Linked DNA regions of Mus musculus: region 1 is linked to region 2. Evidence: chromatin loops called from intact Hi-C (ENCODE). Cell type or tissue: left cerebral cortex. All regions are shown on one strand.

What was found. Hi-C counts contacts between places; a loop is a spot of excess contacts. Peaks named below come from ENCODE experiments on the same cell type or tissue, not always from the same donor. Only the 100,000 strongest peaks of a DNase experiment are listed, where the experiment ranks them.
Region 1: it touches region 2 in a loop (3-fold over the local background); 5 of 42 quality-filtered maps call a loop at or near these places.

What each region holds. Positions count from the first base shown.
Region 1 is chr11:82,759,014-82,767,013 of GRCm38, reverse strand. Cct6b (chaperonin containing Tcp1, subunit 6b (zeta)) reads left to right here and starts at 2,693. Exons shown (of 14, transcript NM_009839.3): 1 at 2,693-2,923; 2 at 4,763-4,826; 3 at 6,530-6,664. The coding sequence starts at 2,787. It overlaps Zfp830 (zinc finger protein 830), which reads right to left and starts at 2,669. Exons shown (of 1, transcript NM_025884.4): 1 at 1-2,669. The coding sequence starts at 2,642. The coding sequence ends at 1,551. In left cerebral cortex, a CTCF peak has its summit at 4,384 (motif pointing right); DNase peaks (open chromatin) are centred at 2,696 and 2,995; H3K4me3 peaks cover 2,214 bases; H3K27ac peaks cover 1,106 bases.
Region 2 is chr11:82,615,815-82,623,814 of GRCm38, reverse strand. No RefSeq gene overlaps it. Among named protein-coding and RNA genes, the nearest start is that of Gm11426, 14 kb to the left of the region's middle. In left cerebral cortex, a CTCF peak has its summit at 4,173 (motif pointing right); a DNase peak (open chromatin) is centred at 5,202.

The DNA.
Region 1 (8,000 bases), 140 kb before region 2:
CTCTTAGTCCATAACTAATCAGTCGCTTAACTTTTGAAGTGTTGTGTACATAATTTCCCAGTTCCTTGTCCTAGACTTCTTCCATACCACACACTACAACTAGAATAACACCGAATTGTCACAGACTTCTTCAGTTTAAAAAAACCCAAATCCTCCATTTATTTCCACATTGCCTGTAAAAACAGTTCTTTAGAATTAAAGGATTTTTTTTTTTTTTTATTTTAGACAAGGTCTCACTACATAGTCCAGGCTGCATCTCCCTCAGCCTTCCAAAAGCTGCAATGTCAGGGGTGAGGCACCACATCCAGTTTTCAAGGCTTTCAGGCCTTTTCTTCTTGGTGGTTTTCCTTATAAAACCTGAGCTAGAATGGGTTAATATATGTAAAGTGCTTAGAATCCTGACTGGCCTAGGCTTAGAACAGTATGTCTTAGCTATTATAGTAAATTGGAAGATGCTGTATATAAAACACTCATCCTCCAAAGCAAGGAAAACTTTAAAATATCAATAACTAGAATAAGGTAACTGGCATTGCCTTACTAGCAACTTACCTATCTTCCTGCCATTGAAAGAACCTGTAAACACAAGCCTGATTTACCACAAAAATAAAATTTCCAACTCAATGGGGTAATATTTCCTTCATTTGAAAACTGGCTTGGTGGTGGGAGAATACTTGCCTAGCATTCCCATAGCTCTGATCTGTTTAGCAGCACTCGGGGGCAGGGAGTACAGTAAACTACAGAGCATGTTCAAGGAAAACAAAGCCTGAAAAATATATAGATAGGTTTTACACTTAAGGCAGCTGAATCTCCAACCTGGGCAAATACTAGAATAACCTGGGAATAGTCAAGAATATTGTCATCTGGATCCCATTTAATTTATGGAATCTTTTATGGTCAAAACCTCTTTAAGATGGGGCTCAGGCACTAAAGCTTCATAGGCGATTTGACATTCCATGAACAATCAAAAGTTTCACAGGTGATACTGATGTACAACTTAGCAATCATTGATCTTGTCAAAAGAAACACTGTGCTGGAGTCTGGACATCTGTATGCTTTTGAAAAAAGAATACCCATCCACTGCTTTATGAAGAATATGTGTTTATGAGTGGCCTTCTAAAAACAACCTTCCCAAAGCGCCAACCCTTGGAGTTTAAGGCTTGAAAATATATATACATCGAGGTCATATAAACATGTGTCTTTTTTATCTGACTAATATAAGGATCAAAACAGAGTGACTTATATAAATATATACTTAGCTATGTGCAATATTTACAACTTAGATTTTACAACTGAAAAACCACATTGAACCTGTAAAGATGAAAAAGTTGGCAATTTGTGGTTATAATTTCAAAAATGTCAAAAACGGTTTTACCTCAAACATTTTATAATAAATAGCACCGCACACAGTACCATCCCCAAAGTATTACTCCTCACTGGCTTACTTTATCCCAACAATTAGGGGTATCCAAGGTCAGAGGAACCCAAGAACTTGGACACAGCACTTTTTAAGGGACAGCGGGGACTGATGGAAAGCTTGGGTCTTCAAAACCTTACAGCAAAGCCCCCTTTACCCTCCAGTCCTGAGACAGCAAATCCTGTAATTCTCCTTCGTCGTCACTGTCCACATTCTCCTCTTCCTTTTTCTGAAGTTCTTTTATGGTCAAAACCTCTTTAAGTTTGTTTTTTATTTCATCCTGGCGATTCCGCAGCTTTTCCACTCGGCGGTAACATTCTATCTGCTCATCAATCTCTCCAATCTGCCGGTCCAACCGTCCCTCCTCATCCTCTTCAGCAACGATCGCTTCAGAGATAGTGTTGACTTGCCTCATAGCCTTTTGAAACTCGTCCCACTCTTTGTCCATCTGATCCTTTGGGGCATCCACCTTCCGGACCTTTGCATCTACCTCAGGGTCGTCGAAGAACCCTTCTGGTAATGCTTCGGCGGTGTTCTCTCTTCTTTCCACCACTTTTTCATGTATTTCTGCTTTCTCAATGGACCCTGAATGAGGAACTAAGGGGGCCTTGGGAGGATTTGTATTAAACGGATCGTTTGGCAGCACATTGCTTGTTGTCTCCCTCGGAGAGGCAAGCGAGTGTTCTTTGCCCTGTGCATCCGGAAGATGCTTGCTGCTGTCCCTTCTTTCTTCTCCACCTCCCTCTTCTTCCTCCTCTTCCTCATCGTCATAATCAGGCAGTAAACCGAGTCCAGGTTTACTGGGGGCCGCCCTAGCGGCATCCAAGTTGGCGGACGAGGCTGAGGTGGAGGGCTGTACCTGAGGTCCCGCGGAGGCCTTGGCTTTCTTGGCGTCTTGGCTCTCCACATCCGTCGCTCTCCTCTTGGTGGCCTGAGGTACAGTGCCGGTCGACGGGCCCTGGGTTGCTCCTTTGGCGCCTTTCAGCTCCGCTACTCTCTCCCGGTGCTGCTTTCCCAGAACATGGGTCTGCCACAGGAGCTCGCTCTTGACCGGGGTGTTACACAGTGCGCAGCTCAGCTGCCCCAGACGGTTGTACTTGGCGAATGGAGATTCGATCCTCTTCCGGTTGGTGCTCAGGCGCTGCTTCTCCCTCATCAAGCGCCTCAGTTCTTCCTGATTCACCACTCGCTTCCCAGCCGGAGTCCGAGTAGAGGTGGAGGACGCCATGTTTGCGCCCAGGACTCAGGCGAGTCTAGCTTCCGAGGCGTGATAGCGTCACTTCCTGTTATGGCGCCGATTGGCCCACACTCAGGAGTGTGGGCGTGGCGCCAGGGTTCGGAGTCGGCAAGTTTGGGGCTGGACTGTTGAACCATGGCTGCGATCAAAATCGCTAACCCTGGCGCTGAAGTGACCCGGAGCCAAGCGGCCTTGGCTGTGAACATCTGCGCCGCCCGTGGGCTGCAGGATGTGCTGCGTCCCACCTTGGGTCCTAAGGGCGCGCTAAAAATGTGAGATGCCGCTAGAGTGTGCGGGGTGTCGCGGCTCACTCTGATTCTGATGCTGATCAGTGAAAACCTGTGAGCAATGCTGCGACATTTAGACACCCGGTTTCCTCTCTCTCACTCCTGCTCTTAGGATTCTCTAGCCGAGGAAGAGAGCGCCTCCCCGAAGAAAAGACTCCGTCAATAGAAACTGTTAGCCTTGTGCGCGCGCTCAGCAGACGTTGGGCTGCAGCTCCGCCGCAGGCAGTATTGTTTTGACGTGGTGGAGTGGTACTGGCTTTGGAGCTAGGCAGGCATAGGTTCAAATTCAAGTTCCATTATCTTCCAGCAGTTGGGACTCTCCGCACCTACAGTTCTTCATGTTTAGTCATCCATTTGGACATATGTTTATTTAGCACCATTGTTTTACGAAGAAAGAAGAGTAGGGGAGATCAAAAGGTCTCTTGGGAAAGAGACACCCTGAGAGGAATGAGCAAAGTAGCGTTTATAGTAAACGAGTCCACTTAACACTAGATGCTGGAAAAACAGATGGGATAGTTTCTGTCCTTTCCTTTAAAAACCTGATTTATATTTACGTGTGCACATCTGTCTGAGTTTATGTGCATCAGGTGTGAGCAGATGCCCCCAGAGGTCAGAGGGTGACAGATCCCTAGAACTCGAGTTATAGGCAGTTGTAAGCCATTTGATATGGGTGCTGGAGACCAAGCTCAGATCCTCTTCAAAAACAATAAGTGCTTTTTAACTGCTGAGCCATCTCTCTAGCCTTTGAGATGGTATCCTTAAAGTGACATGGCAGTGACAGGTATGTCAATTATATAGAGATGCAAATGATTTTACAGAGGAAAGGGCCCAATTACCGATGATTGAAGGAAAATCCTCTCAGATATCAGGGGATGTTTGATCAGAGTTGTAGAAGAATGAGTGACAGGAATCAAGACCTCCTAGTGGTGTAAATCCACCAGAAATAAACATTATAATGCATTAAGGGAACAGAAAGACCTACTGTGGGAATAATGGTGGATGGAACAGGAGAGTTTGGAAAAGGCCAAGTATGTTACTGATAAATTACCTGGATTTTTATCTTGAAGATGGTAGAGAATGTAACATCTTTGAAGGATTGGTGATCAGGAAACTGAATCCCATTGCCTTTTAGAAAGATGTAGCATGGAGGGTTGATTCAAATTAGGAGACAAGATGCTGTCTAAGCAGTCTAGGAAGGATAACAATTAAATTGGAGAGAGATGTCCAAAGGCATTTTAATTGTAGAATTGACTAAGCTTGGTGATTTAATAAATGCAAGGCACTAGACAACTAAATTCAGTGGCTGAATCATGACATTCACCAAGATAAAAACCTACAGAAATTTGTAGATTTGTACTCTGTTTCATACTTTTAAAAAAATATTTATTTTTATCATGTATACAATGTTCTACTTGCATGTATGCCTGCATGCCAGAAGAGGGCACCAGATCTCATTATAGATGGTTGTGAGCCACCATGTGGTTGCTAGCAATTGAACTCAGGTCCTATGGAAGAGCAGCCAGTGCTCTTAACCTCTGAGCCATCTCTCCAGCCCTGTTTTATACTTTTCATTAGCCAACATGTATAACTCATCAGCTCGTGTTTAAACCATAAATGCTCTGTTTGGAATGAAATTACTGTAAGGTCATCCGGGAGAACTAATCCCATGAGACGCAAGTGGCAGTCACTACCACATGTCACCACGTGGCTCAGTGTAGCGTTTCCAAGCCCAGTCAACTGTTTTTAGGACCATAAATGGCAAGAACTCGGGAGGGTTTGTTGATTCTTGGCTTGTGTAGTTAAGCACCATTGTCCTTTTTACAGGCTTGTTTCTGGGGCAGGTGACATCAAACTCACCAAAGACGGCAATGTACTGCTTCATGAGATGGTGAGCCAATGCTCTTTGTCATTTTCTTTTCTCAGACAGGAGCTGCCTATGTAGCCCTGGCTGGCCGCAAATTCACAATTTCCTCTCCCCTTCTTGCCTGCCTCAGCTTCCTGAGTGTTGGATTCAGGTATTAGATGCAGTGCCGAGCTGCTGCTGGCTATGATAAATTGTATAAGCTTTAATTAAGAACATGGCACATGGGCTGGGAATGCAGCTCAGGGATAGAGCACTTCCCCAGCATGTGCAGGACTCTAGGTTCAACATTGGGGTGGGGAAGGTACACTCTGAAAGTTCGTTTGTTTGTTTGTTTATTGCAGGCCGGAGAGATGACTTAGTGATTAAGAGCTGTTTTCCCAGAGAACTTGGGATCAATTTCCAGAACCCATATGGGAGGCCACAACTCTGTACTCCAGTTCCTCACATAAGCATACATTCAGGCAAAACACCGATGCACATAAATTAAAGAAAAAAAATTTTTAGCTGGGCTTGATGGTATATGCCTTTAAACCCAGCACTCCAGAGGCAGAGACAGGCAGATCTCTGAGTTTAGGACTATCCTGTTCTACAGATCAACTTCCAGAACAGCCAGGGCTACACAGAGAAACCTTGTCTTGAAAAATATATATATATATATTTTTTTTTTGCAATGCTAGAGATTGAGTGATGCACCCTCATATACTGGGCAAGTGCTCTTTACCACTAAGCTACACCTTCAACCTTACCCCCCTCCCCCATCTATCTATTTATCTATCTATCTATCTATCTATCCATGTATATATATATATATTTATTTCATGTATGTGGGTATACTGTTGCTGTCTTCAGACACACCAGAAGAGGGCTTCAGATCTCATGGTTGTGAGCCACCATGTGATTGCTGGGAAATAAACTCAGGACCTCTGGAAGAGCAGTCAGTGCTCTTAGCCGCTGAGCCATCTCTCCAGCCCACAATTTATATTTTTAAGGATTTTATTGATTTTTAAATTTCATATGTATGAGGGTCTATCTTTATGAATGTATGCTACATGTATGCTGGTACCTGCAGAGGCCAGAAAAGGGTTTCAGGTTCCCTGGAGCTGGACTTTGAGCCACTTCTGGGTGCTGGGAACCAAACTCCACTTCCTGGAAGAACAGAACATACTCTTAATGGCTAAGCTGTCTCTCTAACCCAACTTTTTTTTTTTTTAATTAAAGGCCTTCCCCAAGACCACCTGACCACAATTTGTATTTTTAAGGCTGCCAGCTAAATACTGCAGTCTTGAGATATGGCTGTTGGATTAAACCTCAACAGAATGATTTTTGCAGTTTTCAAATGTTTATAGATTCTGATAGCTTAGGGAGACTTACAAATTAATAACATCTTTTCCAGAGCACTTCATTATAGTCTCTGTAATCATGCAAAAAGAAAAAGTCCTCTACGGTGTTCATAAATATATTCCTCTTAGAGATTGAAGGGCTTAATCTCTTCTTGGAAATGTCATTGCATTTTGAAGCAAAGACTTTCATACAATGTTCAAACCTCATTAATTCTCAACTTTAAAACTTTGGATTTGACATTTACTAAATGTTGATAATGCAGACCTTGTAAGTGCGCAGCATGACGTTTGCTTGTTAATTTTACTATTGTCCCTTGGGCTGCCTTGGATTCAGTGGCTTTCCGCATCATAGTTTCTGTCTTTAAATTTGCTGTTTACCTTTTCCAGCAAATTCAACACCCAACGGCTTCCATCATTGCAAAAGTGGCAGCAGCCCAAGACCATGTCACAGGGGATGGCACTACCTCAAATGTCCTGATCATTGGAGAGTTGCTAAAGCAAGCTGATCTTTACATTTCTGAGGTATTAAACATTCACACAAAGCAAGTTTTTTAAATTTAATTTTAGAGGATGAGAACTAATTTTAATTAAGATAACCTTAGGCAGTTGTAAATGGAAAGTGCTTTTTATTTTTTGCCAAAGTAATGGCTTTTATTGCAATTATATACTTTTAAAAATATAAAATATTTAATGATATATAGAAAGGTTAAAGAGAAAGCTCCCGTGTACCCATGAATCCTGCTTAGAAAAGAAAATGTAACTAATAAAAGTTGAAACAAAATGTTGTTCCTTTAAAAATAATGGGAAAGATGATTGGAGGGTTTTCACTTTGTGTCTTTTTTCTTTTCTTTTCTTAAGATTTATTTATTTTATGTATGTGAGTAGCTGTTGCTGTCCTGTCTTCAGACATACTAGAAGATGGCATCTGATCCCATTACAGATGGTTGTGAGCAACCATGTGGTTGCTGGGAATTGAATTCAGGACCTCTGAAAGAGCAGTCAGTGTTCTTAAACACTGAGCCATCTCTCCAGCCCCACTTTGTGGGTTTTTCTAGTCCCTGTTTCCTAAAGCACTTAGCCGAATCCTCTCTTCATCAGCCTGTGAAGCCATCATTCACATTTCTTTGTACTGTTGTTTAATTGTATTCTTCTCTCGACATTATCCGTCTTTTCTATAATTATTTGAGTTTTCTGTCTTCCTCAGAGACTATCTAAGAAACATAACCTTGTTGAAGTGGAGATTCTGGCTTCTTCGTGTTTGAGAATTATCTATTCAGTGTCTGTAACTTACCTCATTTAGATTTGGACTTAAATCATGGAAACAACTAAAATTCTCTTACCTATACAGAAATCAGTCATCATCTTACATAAGAAAATAGTGTATAGTCTGTGACTGGGGAATTTAAAAGTTCAACCAGCCATCAAGTACATAGGTCCTTTTGATCTCTTAACTCTTTTGCCCATAATAAGGCTTCATCCTAAAATGGATCTTGAAGGTAAGACCATCAGAGGAAGCCAGTGTGACTCAGCAGGTGTGGGTAAGATAAAGACATTCCTCCAGCTATAGCATTTTAATCCTCCCCTGGGCCAACCTTAGTCTTACACACATTTTAAACTGAATACCATTGTCAGGGGAATTGATTAGGCTAATTTAGATCCCACTGGTTGAGTTAGGGTTAGTGTTCCTCTGAAACACAGGTGAACGATGGACACCTCGCAAGGACTAGGGTTGGGGGAGGAAGGAAGGAGACTAGCAATGGTGAGATGTGTGTGTGTGTGTGTATAGTGTATATCTGAACCATGATAAAGTGAAGCACAGGGTACAATAGAAACGACAGGAAAGCATGGAGATGCTAAA
Region 2 (8,000 bases):
GAGCCAGGCTTACCATTAATCCATGTATCCAAGCATCCATCTATCCACATCCATCCACACACCCATCCATTTATCTATCCATCCATCATCCATCCATCTGTCCACATACCCATTCAACCATCAATCTATCCATCCATCCATCATCTATCCATCCATCCATCCATCATCTATCCATCCATTCATCCATCCATCCACATACCTATCCAACCATCCATCCATCCATCATCCATCCATCCATCCATCCATCCATCCATCCACATACCCATCCAACCATCTGCATCCATCCACATACCCATCCATTCATCCATCCATCATCCATCCATCTATCCGTCCACATACCCATTCAACCATCCATCCATCCATCCATCCATTCATCCATCCACATATCCATCCATCCATCCATCCTCCATCCATCCATCTATACACCCATTCATATATCCATCCATCCCTCACTTCTCTGTATCCTTGCCCAGCCTATCCTTGAGGCTCAAGGAGATGAGCCTTTCTCTAGGAAACTGTCCCTTACCTGAATGGTGGGGACAGGGGTGGGAGGTGCTGGAGGATCACTCTTTTAGGATCCTGTCACCTTTCTTTCCCAACTACAGGGGTACTCATCCCCCTAAAAGGGATCAAAGCTTCTCTTTGAGGTCCCAAATGCTCAGGTTTGAGTCAGATTACATGGTATCCTCTAGGGATCCAGGGAAAGCATTTTTTTTTTCATGGTCTGGGCAGCAAGTTGGGAGAGGTAGAGAATCCTGGGAGCCTGGTTAGTCATCTGAATGGATCTCCCGACCCTAAAAAGGGAAAGAAGGAAAGGGCAGGAGCCCTCTCCATCTCCCCTCAAGACCGACCAGCCATCAGCGAAGCAGAAAGCTTTAAAAATCCCAGAGGATTTCTGAAACAAACCCAGTGGCCACTGGGATACAATAGCAGGGAGAGGAAACAAATCCTGGGGACAGAGGACAATTGGGATAACCAAGAGGCCTGCAAGTAGAGAGAGGGGACATGGGGAAGAGAGAGGCAGAGAGAGAGAGAGAGAGAGAGAGAGAGAGAGAGAGAGAGAGAGAGAGGCAGACAGACAGAGAGCATGTCTTATGGGCATCTGGAAGTGGAGTTAGGTCTGGACAGGGAGGGAAAAGAGGCCATATCCCAGGATTTGCTCCAGCTGTCTAAGTGTGGTCACCCATCCTTGTGGTCTCCACAAGCCCTAATTCTTTCTTGCTGTCAGGACTCAGATACTGGCAGCCTTAGTGCAGAGGTAACAGATAGTCCCCTGAAGCAGCACCTGGCTCACATTCTCACTCTTTTCTGCAGAAGGCAGCCTTTCATAGGTTATAGTTAACTCCTGCGGGAAGTAAAAGCTCACTGGGGGGTGTTTTCCAGGCAAAGAGGCAAGAAGACAATCCTTGTGAATGAGAAAGACCCCTCCCAGCACGGACCTTCTCAGTTACCACTCAGCATATCCCGTGATAGAAGGTCTTAGCATCCTGAAGTCCCTACCTGGAGATCTGAGACAAAGGATGCCTTAGATAACTTGTTTCCTCCCTCCAGCAACTGTTCCTAAGAAAGCAGCAAGGTCTTCAGAGTCAATCAGTGCTGATGGTTGACATGTGGTCAGGGAGGTATCCAGCAATCCGGAAGAGGTGGCCCTCTGGATCCAGCTCTCTTTGGGGGCTACTCAGCCCTTAGTCCTCTCTGCACAGTTCCTGGTTCATGAATTCTCTAATCCTCATAGCTGGGAGGTGAGACTTGCTGGGGGAGTCCCAGGAGCCATTGTGACACCCACACACCCATGGGTCAGGAAGAGAGGAGCAGAGGCTGAGGGCATGTCAGAGGGGCTCAAGCTAGGGTATGTAGAGACCAAGCAGGGCACTTAACAAAGATGAGTGAGAGTGGGGACTGAGTCTGCTCCCTCCCCTTGAGGGCTGGGATTCTCTAGATAACACCTGGGACGGAGTCCTGAAGTTCCTTCTTCACCCCACAACCTCACTTAAAAAAGATTTAGGGGCTGGAGAGTTGGCTCAAAGATTAAGAGCACTGGATACTCTTCCAGAGGTCCCGAGTTCAATTCTCATCAACCACGTGGTGGCTCATAACTATCTATAATGGGATCTGATGACCTCATCTGGCATGAACCCATATAGACACATTCTTGTGCATTAAAAAAATTATTTTTATTTTCTATGTATGGGTGTTTTGCCTGCATGTAATGGGTGTGCACCTTGATTCAGGTGTGTCCACAGAGTGCAGAACAAGACACCAGTTCCTCTGGACCTGGAGTCACAGAGGGTTGTGAGTAACCATGTGGATGCTGGGAACCAGATGCTGAGTAGTCTGCAGGAGCAGTCAGTGCTCTTAACTGCTGAGCCATCTCTCTGGTCCCCACAAGCCCTAATTCTTCCTTGCTGCCAGAACTCAGATACCAGCAACCCTCAAATGCCAGCGGGATCCTGTCTGCAGGATTGAATCCTGATGCCTTAAAGTAGAATGTACTGACCATGTTTCCTCCTCCGCTGCCGCCGTATTCACAGGCCATGTGGACACCGCTGTATCCACTCAACCGTTGCTTTAGTTTATAATTTACAAACTGGCAGCAGCAAGATGGCTCAGCAGGTAAAGGCACTTGCTTTGCAAGCCTAATAACCTGAGTTCCAGCCTACCTAATGGTTGAAGGAGAGCACAGACTCCCGCAAGTCATCCTCCGGCCTCCACACGGGCATCGTGGGACTCTGCACCCCACACTATACACACAAAATAAATAAAATTTGATTTTAAAAACTAAAAACATTATCAACTAAATTTTACAGTTGAGAATATCTGCAACATAACAAGCCAGTAGTATTTATTTATAACACATACCTAGATGGCGTGTCTGGGCTCTAATAAAGTTTATGTATAAAAGCAGGTGGAGGTCCGAGCCAGAGAGCCAACCATGGCTTGCCAACCAATCATTATCTACTGGATCTCAGCTCCCACATCGGAAAACTGGGGGTTCATGTTTCTTGTGGGGCAAGATAGGTCATCAAAGGAGTTTGTTTAAAAGGAAAACCAAGGGTCCTAGTGCTCAGGAGTAGAGCGGTACTTCACTCTGCCTCTTGCCATCGCTGTGTGACCTTGGGAAGGTCTCTTAGCTACACTGAGCATCATTTATCTCCTTTGTAAAGTGGGATGCTAGCACCCATGTCTCATGGTGTGTACAGGTTAGGTGACAGCACAGACTGCATGCTCAGTGGACGTTAACAAAGAGCAGAGTCCCTAGTCCCTGATACCTGCCTGTCACTGGACATTTGGTAAATCCTGTCCCTGCTCCAGAGCCCATGGGCCCAGGAACCCTCCTGGATGTGGGATGTGAACCTGCCATATATGGTCCCTCCCTTCTCCACCCAGTGCCCCCCTACCACACTGCTTCCCCATTTAACAGAACGAGTAATTAACAATGTTAATTCTAATCTCATTTGCTAATGAAGGCAGTCTAATTGCACCATAATTGGCAGCAGCAGCAGCAGAAAAACACAAAATAAACCCTGCGTGTGTAATTCAGTTTAACTTCTTTATAATTACCTAGGGGGCCTGAACTGGGTGGCTGGGATGGGGGTGGTATGAGGAGACTGGAGAATTCAGAGCAACCCCTGAGAGATGGAGAAGGGGGTTTAAAAACTCCCTTCTTGACCTCTCTAACCATCCTTCCAAGACCTTTGAGAAAACCAGTTTCCCTCCCTTCTCTCTCCTTCTTTGAAAAGGGTGTTCCCCTGCAGGCAGGTCTCTGGGCCTCTATGCCTTCCTGGTTTACTGCATTGGGTTTTCCTCCAGGTGGGCCTCTGCAGGAGGGGATGCTAGCTTCAGTTGTGAACTATCTGCTTGCCTCTCCAGCCTCACTTGATATCCAGTCCTTAGATCTCAGACCTGACCTTAAGTTCCAGCCTGGAAGGATTGGTCTGCGCATCATTTGGTTTCCATGTAGAACTTCCCCAACCTTGCAACCTATGGGAGCCTACTGAGGACCCCACAAGCAAACCTGATCCGGCCCCCTTACTCCACTTCAAGTGGAGGAGGCTGCTTAGATGGATATCCCATAATCCCACACATGCCTCTGTGCAGGCCTTTTTATGGCCAGGTTAAAGTTTTATTTATTTTTTTAAAATTTCATGTCTGTGGTGGGATTTGTGCCCATGCATGCAGGTGCCTGGAAGGCCAGAAGAGGGCGCCAGATCACCCTGGACCTGGAGTTTCAGATGTGTTGGTGCTGTGAACTTGAACTCTGGCCTTCTGAAAGAAGTACTGGCTTCTAACTGTTGAATGATCTTTTCAGCTCCAAGATGGATTTTATGTAAAAATTTGCAATGCCTGGCACTAAATAGGTGCTTGGCTTTACTCTTGAAGAATGACAGGTAGATGACTATGGAAAAGGTTCTGGAAGGGAGAGGAGTATGGAAAGCCTTGGGTGGTCTATAGTTCTGGTTTAGTCTGCTGTGTGCTCAGGACCTCACTCTGTGAAGCCAGAGGGCTAGTACTCCATCTCTTTGTGTGACACCACTTCTTCTTCTTCTTCCTCCTCCTCCTCCTCCTCCTTCTCTTCTTCTTCTTCTAAAGATTTATTTATTTATTTTATGTATATGAGTACGTTGTAGTTGTCTTCAGACACATTGCAGATGGTTGTGAGCTACCATATGGTTGCCGGGAATTGAACTCAGGACCTTTGGAAGAGCAGTCAGTGCTCTTACCTGATGAGCCATCTCTCCTGCCTGTGACACTTCTTTTTATTATCAGGGGAGAGAGGGAGGGGGAGGGGGAGGGGAGGGGAGAGAAGGGGAAATGGAGGGGGAGAGAGGGGAAGGGGAAGAGAGAGGGGAAGGGGGAGGGAGAGAGGGAGAGAGAGCGGGGGGGGGGGAGAGAGGGAGAGGGGGAGAGAGAGGGGGAAATGGGGAGGGGGAGAGGGCGAGGGCGAGGGCGCGAGAGAGATTGAATGATTAAATCCCAGGCTTCTCATCTTTGGAAGTTAAGCTTCACACCTCAGCCCCACCCCCTCTCTCTGAGTATGTAAATCCACACCTTCTCTAAACCCTAACAATCGCTCCGCTTTTGACCCACAGCAACATCTCAACAGCTTCCGCTGCCTCGTTTTGGAAAGAAATGAGTACCAAGGTATTTGCTCCGCTTAAGGGCCAATCATTTCCATAGCAACCAGCTGAGGCTTAGGCTAAGCTACAACCTGCTCTGGCTTAGGGGTGATGAGAAGGGACTTAGCTAGTTTGGGGTTAGAAGGCATTTGGTGCCCTTCTTCTGAGCCTGTAGTCCTCACCGCGGGAGACTTGGGTGCCAGGTCTAGGTGTGTTCAGCGGATCACGTGGTCCTTTGGTTTTGGTTTCTTTCCCTGTCTCACCTACCAGGACCACAGAAATCTGGGCGTTCATTCCTCGCCCCCTGCCTTCCGCTTGGCTCCTATTCAACACTTACTTTCCCTTGCTTAGTGCCCTTGTGTGGGAGCCGGCATACCTGCGATTACTTAGAGAAAGTTGAATGCCAAGCTGCTCCCAGGGCATTTGTGTAAAAGAGGAGTCTTTCCTGTGGGTTTCATACCTTTTTTTTTTTTTTTAAATCCTCTTTGTTCTGAGATTTCCCAACAAAGTGTCTCTAGTATTAGGTGCCACCCAACGGAACCTAGGGTGTGTAGATGTTTTCCTAATTGTCTTTGTGATAATGGTCACACTTTTGCCTCCTCTGGATCATCATTTCCTGAATTTCCAATCACCTTTATCCTGTCTTTCACGTTTATTCTTTCTGATATAAGTTCTAGTAATTTCCTAGATAGACTTCTCCAGCCCTTTAGTGGAATCTTTCCTTTTTTGTTTCATTCCACGAGTTACGAACAGATTCTTCCTAGCGTTTTTTGTTTTTGTTTTGATGTTTGTTTGTTTATACACTTAAGGGGCTGTTCTTTTTTTCATGGATGCCTCTCTTTGTTTCTCTGAGGATGATTTTCAGCATCTGATGTGTGCTGCTGTGCCTTGCATCTATTTAATCTGGGTGCCACCCCAGGCTTCTCTCTTTGTCCCCCAGATGCTGGGATCTGGGCACTCCATGTGTGCAGGCCTGGTGTGCACAGGATATGGGGGGCAGTAGTAGGGACCACTCTGGGTCTGATCTTTCGCACAGAGAGCCTCTACCACCAAACCCCAGCCCAGCAGGCCTGGTAGGAGGTGGAGAAGCTTCAAGGACTTGAATAGAGAGGGGAGGCGGGAGGGAGGTGCAGAGGGCTTTGCTTAAGGCATTTGTTTGCCTTCTGGATTTGAAAGCCTCCGACCCATTTCTCTTCTTCCCCTCTGCTGGAGGGTCCTCTGTTCCATATATCAGCCTTTATCATACACAGCTATTTTTTTTACCCTGCCTTTGATGTAGCCCTTGCTATCAGTGAGGCATGCCAGCCTGCCCCTGAGCTTGCTTCCCACTGTCCACTCACATCCCAGCTGCTTCAAGTGGTCAGCCACCTGCTTCTTAGCATCCAAATCTTGTTCTCAGGCAAAACCCTGTCGTTCTAGTGAGGCAACAAGGAGAGATGGAAGATGGTTTTCTCAGTCATGTGCAGCGATGTAGAAGCTGCACAGTCCTGTCCGACCTCGCAGAGATCTCCACAGGAGCCCTGGCTGTCTAGGTGGGGAAGGAAGTTTGCTCTGCTACACTTGGTCAGCAGTGGGGACCTACCTCCATAAGCAACTGATCTAGGTGGCTGTGGATGTGAGGCGCCCCCTCCCCCAGTGTCTCTGCTTCTCCATGCTCCCCACGTGGAGTTTAATGAGAAGCAAAATGCCACAGGCACAGAGCCCAGTGGGAAGGAGAATGTGGAATCGGGGCTGCTGGAGATGGCCTGGGTCCTGTGCACCTGTGGGAAGATCGCTTTGATGTCATAACTGAGTATGTGAAAATTAAAAGCAGAAAACCAGAGGCAAAGCCAGTTGCTGGGGGGATAGCATCGATGGAGGCTGGGCATGTTTTTCTCTTAACCATTCTTCTCTGAAGGCCTGGCATTCATGGTCATAGGCATGCATGTGTCTGTGTGTGCAGCCTGCATCCATGTGTCTGCACACTCCTACACAGGCATATTCACCCATGTCCTGTGTGTGTATGTGAGTGCCTGAATGTGTGCGAGCATGTATGGATACCTATAGTGCTGCTCTGAGGTTTTGGTCTGGGGCAGTGGGGAACACTGAGGATGGAGATCAGGCCTGCTAGCTGGCCTCTCTTTGTCTCTGTTTGGACTGCCAGACACACAAGAATGGAGTGTCTGAAAAATAACAGGTGCTAGCCAGATTGGGGTGGCACACATCTTTAATCCCAGCAATTGTGAGGCAAAGGCAGGCAGATCTCTGTAAATTCAAGGCCAGTCTGGTCTACAAATCGAGTTTAAGGAGAGCCAGGACTATACAAAGAAATCTTGTCTCCAAAACAAAACAAAAACAACCAAACAAAAACAACCCTCCAAACCAGCTAACCAAACAAAAACAAAACAAAACAAAACAAAAACACCCTCCAAACCAGCTAACCAAACAAAAAAAACAAAACAAAAACACCCTCCAAACAGGTGCTCAGTTCTCACTGAGTTGTGGAGACCAGGAAGGTGTCTTGGGGAGGGCCTGGTCTGGTTCACTGACAGTGAGTAGAAGGGCAAACATGCCCCTTTAATTCCCCCTTGCCAGGGCACTGACTCACATCCACAGACCCTACTCTTATGATGGAGACACTTTCTGAAAGGCCCACTTCCTTCTTCTGTCACCTTGTGGGTTGTCTTAGTGTCTTCTCCTGTTGCTGTGATAAAATGCATGGACAAAAGCAAGTTAAGGAAGGGAAGATATATTTCAGCTCACAGTTCAAGGTTCAGCTCATCATGGTGGGGGAGTCAAGGCAAGCAGGAGCTTGAAGCAGCTGGTCCACTTATCCCTGCAGGCAGAAGAGCAATAGGTGAGTGCTGGCTAGTGTTCAGCCCACTTTCTCCATCTTATATAAAT